Regions from separate parts of the Homo sapiens genome. Here regions 2 and 3 are each linked to region 1. A link is a contact called in ENCODE Hi-C or POLR2A ChIA-PET data. All regions are on one chromosome and are shown on one strand. Each heading gives the region's core, a stretch centred on a gene start or an enhancer-like site at or near the end of the contact. The rest is flanking DNA. Distances are from core to core; before and after follow the strand shown.

Region 1 (3,399 bases), core at 475-2,974:
ACAGCCACCTCTCCTCTCTCTCCACCACGACACCCTTTGCTTTCCACACCCACCCTGCTTTTGGGCAGGTACCTGGGAAAACCCATTAAAGCCACCTCTCTTGCTTTCTCTTCCTACCGAGCTTCTTGCTCAATTCCCACCCCTCCCAAGCCATTCTCTGCAGGGCAGCCAGAGGGCCTTCCTAAGACATAAGACAAACATGTCCTCTTTGTGCTCTGAAGGCCTGAGAGGCTCCCCAGTACCCACAGAATGCCCTAGCTGACATCCCGAGACCCCCACGGTTTTGCCCAAGCAGTTCCAGACACCTCCTCCCCTCCACCTCTGTTGCCCCTCCCTCCTTAGCACTCTCCCCAAATTCATGCAGGCCGAGAGACCTCGTGCTTGATCCCTTGACCTGGCTCTTGCTGGAAGCCCCCCTCCTCCATTAAAACCCTACACTTGGGGGTGGGGGGAGGGATAGCATTAGGAGATATACCTAATGTAAATGATGAGTTAATGGGTGCAGCATACCAACATGGCACATGTATACATATGTAACAAACCTGCACGTTGTGCACATGTACCCTAGAACTTAAAGTATAATAATAAAATAAAACCCTACACTTGCCGGGCGCCTGTAATCCCAGCACTCTGGGAGGCCCAGGCGGGCGGATCACCTGAGTTCAGGAGTTCGAAACCAGCCTGACCAACATGGAGAAACCCCGTCTCTACTAAAAATACAAAATTAGCCGGGCGTGGTGGCGCATGCCTGTAATCCCAGCTACTCGGGAGGCTGAGGCAGAAGAATCGCTTGAACCCGGGAGGCAGAGGTTGCGGTGAGCGGAGATCGCGCCATTGCAGTCCAGCCTGGGCAACAGGAGCGAAATTCCGTCTCAAAAAAACACAAAAACGAGCAACAACAACAACAACAACAAAAACCCTACACTTATTTCTGAGGCCAGCTCAAAAGGTCTTATGATTGTCTTCCCAGTTTTTTGCAGTCAAAATGAATTTCTTTCCCTTGGTATAACGTGTGTGTGCAAAACGTGGTTGCATGGATTCTTTTTCAAGGAGAGAGCTGAGCATGTTCATAGGCTGAAAGGAAAGCCACAGTAGAGAGAGTTTTCCATGGAAGGTGAGGCAGGGGCATAGGTGGAGGAGGCCCCAAGGAATGAGGAGAGGAAAGGAGGTGGGCAGAGCTTTACCCCAGAGGCGAGCAGAGGATGGACGTGGATCTAGATAAGACGTCAGCTCGTTCCCTAAAGGTCGTGCTAAAGGAGTAATGAGGGTGACCAGTGCGCAGGGGTTTGAGAAGCCCCGTGGATGTGGTGAAATAGCTGTGGGGAGAGTATTTGGCAACGCTCAATAGATTCAGGAGGAGCTACTAGGATGAATGGCTGCCTTGTGCCACAGCTCTACAGGCTTTCACGTGTGTCATCTCACGTGATCTTCTGGGGCGCTGGTGTCTCCGTTTACTAGAGGACCAATCGGAAGCTTAAAGAGAATGAGTAATTGGCCCAAGACCACCCAGCTAAGGAGTGGCGGAGGTGGGGCCCAAACGCGCGATCCAGCCCTCGCGCAGGCGCCCTGGAACTCCCCGCGCGTGTTGTGACCCAGAATTCCCGGGGCTGTGGAAGAGACCATAGACTCAACAGGAGGGGGAGTCCTGGGTAGCGCGCCGGTCTAAATCGTTACTTGGCGGAAAGTTCCCATGAGTCTTTGCCAGCGTCCCCCTCCTTTTGTGAGGATTGGGATATTCCGACTCCTTAAGGGCCTGGCGCACATAAGGTGTGACCTTTTCATTCCCGTTGTTATGGAGGTAGGCTCTCTAGGAATCTGGGAGTAGTAGCTGGGGGGCAAGAGCAAATAAAGAGCTCGAGCTTCTGTGGTCTCTGGGGAGATGTTCCCGGGAAGCCTGTCTAGAGGGCGGAGGGCAGCTGTTGAGATGGCGTGGCTCCCCGGCTCCTGCGCCCGCGTGGCTTTCGCGGCGGGCGCTGCGGCCCGGTATTGGACAGCCTGGCAGGGCAGCGCGGGGCCGAATCCGGCTGCCGTGGCTGAGGCTCATGGATCACTCTTTTGTGGTAGGGCCACATCTGCCAGAGCCTGGAGTCTGCGAAGGCCGGGACCCGGTTCCCCGGCCCACAGTGGGGGTGTGCAAACCCGAGAGAACTGGGTAAGTTGGGGTCGGCTTGCAGTTTGGGGTACCCCGAGGGCGGTGTACGTCGGTAAGATTGTAACAGTATTACTGGAAGACTTATTCGACTGTCCTGATGATACTTGTAATAGGAAGTGCCGTCAGAAGCGATAACTGACGACGTCTAATGTCTATCTGACCGCAGTCGCTGAAACCTCTACAACTTAGTTGACCGTAACTGCCAGAGCCCTGCCCTGAATTCCTGTCCTTACTCCCTCTTTAAGATTGCGTACCCACTGCAGAGTGCTGAAGACGGGGTAGCCACGAGGTGAGAGGCTCTCTGGTGTAGGGTTTAACATGGAACGTAGTTTTGTCACTTGAATGCACGGAAATTGGCGTTTTGACAGTTTTCTACGTTTAGGTGTTTTATACACTTTAGGGTAACGTTATCATGTCATTGCATAGGGTGGAACTTAAATAGAAACTGGAGATGGCTGCTTCAGCCACAGTCCTAACCTAGAACTGCATTTAAAGCAAACTGATAATGCAGAAACAAACTCCTTCGTTAAGAAATGTCTCCAGTAGCAGGGTTAGCTTAAGTTTCAGGTAGGGTCTAGATCTGCGGTTGGAACAGTACTGGAGGGTTGTGAGGTGCTTGACTGCTCTGATGAAATCACTAATAGGAAGTGCCGTCAGAAGCGATAACTGACGAAGACTACTCCTGTCTGATTGCAGTCAAGTCTTCACCACTTGCTGGTTCCCAGGAGTAAACTTGTTTGAACGGTGACCTAATTGCTATATTCACCTAGGTTGCAAATTCGTGAAGAATCAGCATCATGTTTGGCAGCTGAGTATTGGAGCCAGGAGCCTGCCATGAGGTAAGCCTTGCTCTATGGGGAGGCTAGTGGCTGACCACGCCTAGCTGTCAGGTCGAATATTGGCAATTGGATTTGGTTAACCTAATACCTTGTAACAGTGTAGCCTATCCCAGAGATACTGATTTTAGTTTCCGGTGGCAGTGGAGCCAGGGTGGATTACCTAGAAAGAGGGGCTACTCTATTTACCTCTTGGCTGTTTAGTCTCGGGCAAATTACCTGTCTGCTGAGATGTAGTTTTCCTCAGATGTGAAAAGGAAAAGTAATCTTAGCTTTGTGAAGTTTAAATTGATATGACTGAAATGGAGATTACAACTCCCCTGAGGCTGGGCACAGTGGCCTGTAATCCCAGCACTTTGGGAGGCTAAGGTGGGTGGATCACCTGAGGTCAGGAGTTCAAGACCAGCCTGG
Region 2 (3,399 bases), core at 236-2,735, 2.9 Mb after region 1:
ATTTCCCCAAAGGAGACAAATGGCCAATAAGCACATCAAATCAATGTCAATCTTGCATGTATTGACTTATGTATTATGTCTTCCTGAAATGTATAAAGGCTGACTATGCCCCGACCATCTTGGGCACATGTTGTAGGACCTCCTGAGGCTGTCACCACCATGTCCTTAACATTGGCAAAATAAACTTTCTAAATTGACTTGAGACTTGTCTCAGATACTTGGTTCACATAGGTTTCTTTTAGGGGCGATGAAAATGTTCCATAAACCACTCTACCTAAAATTAGGTAGTGATGATGGCTGCTCAACTGTGAATATACCAAAAAACACTGAATTGTACACTATAAAAGGATGAGTTTTATGGTATGTTATTAAAAGTTGTTTAAAAGTGAGGGACCCCTCCAGTTATTGATATGGAATGATCTTCAGGAAAAGAGCATAATATGCTACATTTTTGTACACCAAAGGGGAGGTAGGTACGAATATGCATACATATTGCTTTTTTCTAGAAGCCGCCTAGGAGTGAAACCAAAATTCTTCACTTCTTTTCGGCCCTACCTCGAGCTCCCTTTAGAAAACCTTTCCTTCCAGCTCACAGTATCCACCATGTCCACCTTCGCCTCCCGGCACTGAGCCTTAGAGGGGCGGTGCTCCATAAACATTTGCTACATGAATGAACGAATAAACTATCGGATTTTGGGGTGGGTCGGGACAGCTCGGTTCCAGCGAGGGCTCCGCCCACCCGCGGGCTCCGCAGAGGAGCAGAGGTTGGGCGGCCGCCTCGGTTAACTCCGCTGCAGCCCAAAGCACGGGAATCGCGGGACAGACAAACGAGCGGAGGGAAGATACCTAGAAGCCAGGAAACCGCGAGCTGCAGTCCAACTTGGCCGGAAGCTGCGGAGAGGCTCAGCCACCGGAAGTCAGTGGAGGGTTCGGCCGGACGCTCTAGAATCCCGGAGGACCGGGATCTCTGTGGTTGGCCGTGACGGGCACCCTCTACCGGGGATGACACATTCCCAGAGCTCCTGGGACCAAGCAAATGGCGGACACAATTCCCTGGGCGGAAGGGGACTTCGGGAGCCAGTAGCCAAGGTAACAGTCCCAGACCTGGGCATCTCAGGCCGGGCAGTTCCCCGAGCTCACGGGACTAGCTGTGATTGGCCGGATGAGGTTGAGAGCTTCATGGGGACGCGCGCGCTACGTGCAGGGGCGTTGCCTTCCATTCACTTGGCGCCCGACTGCCAGTGCGCATGCGTTTGAAGGCGGTGCAGGGCGGGGAGCACACCCCTGCGAAGTGCCGGGCACCCTTTGGGCGGCTCCCGCCGGCGAGCTGGACAGCGGCGCGCGCCAGGCGTGGCTTTCTCGGCCGGTGGGCTAGGATTGGACGCAGTAGGTAGAAGGGGCAGGACCCTCCGCAGCAGTAGCTCAGCGATTGGCCAGGAGCTGGAGGGAGCGTGGCCTTGGGAGGCGGGGCGGAGGGGGACGGACAGGGCAGCTCAAGACGCTGAGGTGGTGGCTGCGGCCTTTGAACAAGTAAGTGAGCCACCCTCGGAGACCCCCGCGCTGGGGACGGGAGGCCGGCGAGCCTCGGGACCTCTGAAAGCCTTGAGGAGGCGCGGGGGTGAGTGCGGCCCTGAGGAAACCCAGGTGCCCCGCCCCTCCCTTTCTTCCTGGCCCGCGCCTCGCCTACCCCTCCCCCGACCCTGGCGGGCCCCCGGCTCTGGGCCCGGACCCCTGGGGTAGCTAGTCTGCCACGAACCAGCCGCGCGCTTCTGCCCTTGTCGGTTTAGGAAACTGGGAAGTTCCCTGGTCCTGCTCCCCAGCCCGCAGAGGGGACACTGAGGCCCACGGTAGGTGGTCCTCTCCTCACCCGAGTCTCCACACAGACACCATGGCCGAGCCTCTGAAGGAGGAAGACGGCGAGGACGGCTCTGCGGAGCCCCCCGGGCCCGTGAAGGCCGAACCCGCCCACACCGCTGCCTCTGTAGCGGCCAAGAACCTGGCCCTGCTTAAAGCCCGCTCCTTCGATGTGACCTTTGACGTGGGCGACGAGTACGAGATCATCGAGACCATAGGCAACGGGGCCTATGGAGTGGTGTCCTCCGCCCGCCGCCGCCTCACCGGTGAGCTTCCTGAGCCGTCGCCTCCCAGATGTGGCAGCGTCGCAGGGAGTGGGAAACCGGCCTGTCCCAGACAGCCGGGAAGGAAAGCGGGGTGCGAGTTCTGGCTCCAGTCAACACACACTGACCAGGGCCTTCTGCCTGCCAGGCTCCGGGGAGGCTCGGTTCTCTGAAACTCCGGCCTGGTGGTTTTGCCATCCTGCCTGCCTACTTCCTCCTTAGGAAAATGATAGTCCCAGTTAGACCAGAATGGAGAGCCAGTCCTTCGTGTCTAAGAGAGAAATGTGTTCTGGAGCCAGACACTGGCATAAGGAACTGGTGGTGGGATGGGTGAGGTCTGAGATGGAGAGGGTGTAGGCATAAGAGGCTGAGCTACACCACTGGGCATCCGTGCAACCTCCAACAAGTTACTAAGCCATATTTCCTTCTCTTTAACGTTGACCTATTGGGACCTGCCCCGCAGGGGAGTTGTGAAGGTAACATTTAATAATGTAGGTAACATGCTTAGCACAGGGCTTGGCACATAGTAGGTACCCAATACTTGGTAGCTGTTGTCATTTGCATCCTAGAAGGGAGGTGTTGATAGGGGCTGAGTCGACTCTGCAGTTTCTCCAAGGTATCCTCTGGTATGTCCCTTTTCCCTGCTCCTCAGGCCAGCAGGTGGCCATCAAGAAGATCCCTAATGCTTTCGATGTGGTGACCAATGCCAAGCGGACCCTCAGGGAGCTGAAGATCCTCAAGCACTTTAAACACGACAACATCATCGCCATCAAGGACATCCTGAGGCCCACCGTGCCCTATGGCGAATTCAAATCTGTGTAAGAAGCGGGATGGGAGAGGGAGCCAGACTTGGGACTTTTCTGAAGGCTGCAACCATGTTGCCGAAGTTCTGGAAAGGCAGCTGAATCTAATCTGAAGCAGGCTGGGAAAATTCCCGCAGTTCTAGGACCAGTTCTTTAGAGTTTTGCCAGGGACAACTGTTATTCCTCAAGAAGTGTACAGATGATTTTACAGTTTTATAGAATCTTAGTATATAGGATGTCAAATGTAGGACATTCCTACTATGACCACACCCTCCTATTCCCATAGCAGACTTCACTAATCAATCACAGAACACTTTCCTACAGACAGTGGACAAGCCTGGTCAATTTTCATCATAGTTCTTCAAGCTGCCACTACCAAACAATGGAGATAGCCCCAAAAGGAAACCTATTGGCCAGCCCTGGTGTAGTCCAACCCCATCTTTTATCTGATGGGGAAACTAGGTCTGGAGACAAAAGTG
Region 3 (3,399 bases), core at 342-2,841, 2.9 Mb after region 1:
TTGTTTACCTCCTCCCACAGGCCCCACTGTCTTCATTTCACTGATGTGGGAGCAGAAGCTCAAAGAGGTCAGGCTATCACATGGACTCCCACTGCTTGTCAGCGGTGGGGACAAGATTTGTCCGTCCAGTGCTCTTTCCACTATCTGGTCTTCCCTTGGCTGACATGCACAGGGTGTGAGAGGTGGTAGCAGTGCTTGGGCCCACATGGGGTCTTCTCACGCCCCCAAGGCCTGGCAACCTTTCATTTTTTCTGAGTTGTCAGACATGCCTGTGTACCCAGCATTGCCACACCAGGCCCAGGGACATAGGAAAACCAGGACCTCACCCTGCCTTCTCCACAGGGTCTGTGACGCTCACGTACCAGTGCAGTCATGCTGCCCACTGCACAGAGCCATTTGATGGTAGAATCCTGTCCCATGTGCTGTAAAATGTAAAAATATACTTTGGTTTTTTTTTTTTTTTTTTTTTTTTGAGACAGTCTTGCTCTGTTGCCCAGGCTGGAGTGCAGTGGTATGATCTTGGCTCGCTGCAACCTCCACCTGCTTAGTTCAAGTGATTTTCATGCCTCAGCCTCCTGGGTAGCTGGGACTACAGGCACGTGCCACCACACCCAGCTAAATTTTGTATGTTTAGTAGAGACAGGGTTTTGCCCTCGTTGGCCAGGCTGATCTCGAACTCCTGGCCTCAAGTGATCCACCCCCTTCGGTCTCCCAAAGTGCTGTGACATCATTACAAGCATGAGCCACCATGCCTAGCCTACATTTGTGTTTTTTGTACTTGCCACTTTCTTTCTGTTTGACCTATCCATGCAGATTAGAGGAGGCTTTTTAATCAGCACTATGTGACTGGCAGATGCTGCTTCCATACTTTCTAGGAAAATTGCAAAATGTAGCTGATAAGAATCAATTTCCTGTTTTTCTACCAACTCGATTGCCTTCTTTCACAGTTACCTGAAAGTGGCCCACTGAAGCATCTTTATTAAAAAATCTTTCACCCTTTGTTTTAGGAGCGCATTTGGGAAAGGGTGTCTCTCCCCCAGCACAGAGTACAGGCACCCAGGCTCTGCCGGGCAGTCCCTGGAGCAGACAGGGTGGACTCGAGTGGGAGAGACCCTTGTCTGCCTGAGTTGGGAGAGTTTTCTTGGTCTTCTTTTTAGATTGTATTTTGAGGGAAATGTTGGGCTTTTCTAGCCTTCCTACTCAGCCTCTCCCCCTTAGGCTTTTTCTCAGCTGGTGTGACAGACTGGAAAGGATAGAAATAAGGCCTACCTGTGGTTACAGTTCTTGACCACAGCAAGTGAAGACTTGGAGCTCTTCCAGTGGGGTTCATAATGCAAAAGGCCGCCTTCCTGGGAGAAGGTCCGTGCATTTGATGCGACTTTAGTGATGAGCTTAAACTAACAATTCCCGTTCTTCCTTCCAGTGAGTGTCTGGGAAAGCAACCTGCAACAATGAGAGAGTGGCACATCCCCCAGCACTTGCTTTTTCCCTTGGTCCCTGTGAGCTCTGAACCTTCAGATCCTCAGAGCAGAGCCAAGGCCAGGCTCAGGTGGTCAGAAGGGCCCATTCAGGCCTGTCTCACAACGACGTCTGTGTTCACTGTCATGTGCATGGGCACAAGAGGCCCTTTGTGGAGCTGAGTTGCTGTCACCAAGGCAAGAATATCTCTGCTGGAATCCTCCCTCGAAGCTCAGTCCCGTTGTGTGTAGCTCAGCTGATGTTCAATGGTTGGTGGCCAAGAATTCTGCCATCTGCAGAACTGAAAGCTGTACATCCGTTTATGAAAACCACAACATTCAGGGGAATACCCATTGTCTTTAATTTCTACATTGATGTGACGAGCTATGATGTGGTGAGCCAGTATGTGCCAGCTGTGCGTTATTCTAACAGTGTCAGTTATGGTAGACGTAAACATGTACATTTGCATTTGAAGCTATTCTGGCCTTGCAGATGTGCTAGAAAGCTCAGAGGACAAAGGAGGCCTCACTTCTCCAGCAGGTCCAGTTCAGAGCCCCGTGCCCACTCTCCCCCTCCAACCTGGCTGTATCAGGCACTGTAGCTGTGCAACTCAGTACCAGCTTCCCTGCCAGGATGGGGCTTGTTTTCCAGAGCACTTTTTTTGGGGTGGGGTGGGATATGAGCCTTCTACTTGATTCATTTGTGGTTTCCATTTGGTAGTAAATGAAGGATGTCGTAAGTGCAATATTTGCTTTATAGCAAGGGTTTTGTGAACCAAGCCTCAGAGATTCCTTATCAGGAAAGAGGCTGGGAACAGGTGGCTGGAGTGGTTAATGATTTGGGTGTGAGTGCCCTGTTCACTTGAGAAGAGTCCCCAGGAACTGTCTGGCTTCCTTTATTCTCTTCCATGTGGATGGTGACATCTTTTTGAACATAGGAAAGCCCAAACTTGAGAGTTCTGATTGGCATAGGTGAAGTTTAGGAACAAAACGAACAAAAAAATATACTTTTTGTTTTGGTGTATTATTAAGAAATCAAGTTGTTAAGGTGGATTGAGGACTTTTCTTTACCCTCTAGCTTTATTTCTGAAGAGATACTTTGGGAAATATAATTGAGTGATAACACTAGGATGGGATTTGACTTGATTTTATTTAGAAAAATACATTTATGTTTTTATAGCTGCAACTTTCTTTTTTTTTTGGAGATGGAGTCTCGCTCTGTCACCCAGGCTGGAGTGCAGTGGCGCGATCTCAGCTCACTGCAAGCTCTGCCTCTTGGGTTCATGCCATTTTCCTACCTCAGCCTCCTGAGTAGCTGGGATTATGGGTGCCCACCACCATGCCCGGCTAATTTATTTTGTATTTTTAGTAGAGATGAGGTTTCATCATGTTAGCTAGGATGGTCTCAATCTCCTGACCTCGTAGCTAGAATGGTCTCGATCTCCTGACCTCGTGATCTGCCTGCCTCGGCATCCCGAAGTGCTGGGATTACAGGCGTGAGCCACTGTGCCCGGCCCGTTCCAAAGTAAATTTATTGCTATATGTTTTGTGTGTTTTTAAGAATTTCATGACAGGGTGATGCCTCTGCTTGGCAACCTCACATGGTAGAGAAGTTCCCAGTCTCCTGCCCGGCCCCACCTCAGCCCTCTGCCCAGAAGCAGCCTCTTTCTACCTCCCCTGGTTCTTCTGTGGATCCCGTCTGTGGCCTGAATTGCATTTAGGCCTCTTCCCCTGTTTTATTCACCATAGCCATGGCCCAGCTATCTGAAAGCCTCCTTTGTCAGGAATTATTCCTAACCTTTTAGTTTCTCTCAAAGAGGAAAACCCTAAGAAGCAAATTTAGATTGGAAAGTAAGGCAGAAGCAACACCTAGGTGAATGAATCCTGCTAGTTAGGTTTCCTAAAATAGATGTAATGAAAGAAGGAAGTAAACTAATACACA

The links. A loop is a pair of places that touch in the nucleus more often than their neighbours do. ChIA-PET counts read pairs that join two places held with the same protein, here RNA polymerase II (POLR2A). Pooled maps may share reads with other maps.
Region 2: a pooled map shows a loop between it and region 1 (10-fold over the local background). The contact joins the promoter of MAPK7 here to the promoter of SNHG29 in region 1. A Hi-C loop is called at or near these places in 4 of 50 pooled maps. POLR2A ChIA-PET finds 5 or more read pairs at or near these places in 3 of 52 experiments (HEK293T, Panc1 and activated CD8-positive, alpha-beta memory T cell).
Region 3: a map with no recorded cell type shows a loop between it and region 1 (9-fold over the local background). The contact joins the promoter of EPN2-AS1 here to the promoter of SNHG29 in region 1. A Hi-C loop is called at or near these places in 1 of 37 single-sample maps with no recorded cell type. POLR2A ChIA-PET finds 5 or more read pairs at or near these places in 1 of 52 experiments (OCI-LY7).

Annotation. Positions count from the first base shown.
Region 1 is chr17:16,437,263-16,440,661 of GRCh38, forward strand. It overlaps SNHG29 (small nucleolar RNA host gene 29), which reads left to right and starts at 1,725. Exons shown (of 4, transcript NR_045025.1): 1 at 1,725-1,798; 2 at 2,923-2,991. SNORD49B (small nucleolar RNA, C/D box 49B) reads left to right here and starts at 2,247; the gene lies at 2,247-2,294. It overlaps SNORD49A (small nucleolar RNA, C/D box 49A), which reads left to right and starts at 2,774; the gene lies at 2,774-2,844. RefSeq lists enhancers at 227-1,128, 1,129-2,028, 1,144-1,333, 1,394-1,723, 2,029-2,930.
Region 2 is chr17:19,377,013-19,380,411 of GRCh38, forward strand. MAPK7 (mitogen-activated protein kinase 7) reads left to right here and starts at 1,486. Exons shown (of 7, transcript NM_002749.4): 1 at 1,486-1,618; 2 at 1,884-2,120; 3 at 2,770-2,935. The coding sequence starts at 1,889. It also overlaps a transcript of B9D1 not described here. RefSeq lists silencers at 562-611, 1,322-1,381, 1,452-1,711 and an enhancer at 882-1,111.
Region 3 is chr17:19,304,670-19,308,068 of GRCh38, forward strand. EPN2-AS1 (EPN2 antisense RNA 1) reads right to left here and starts at 1,592. Exons shown (of 3, transcript NR_048576.1): 1 at 1,270-1,592. All of the region lies in intron 4 of EPN2 (epsin 2), which reads left to right. RefSeq lists an enhancer at 1,555-1,684.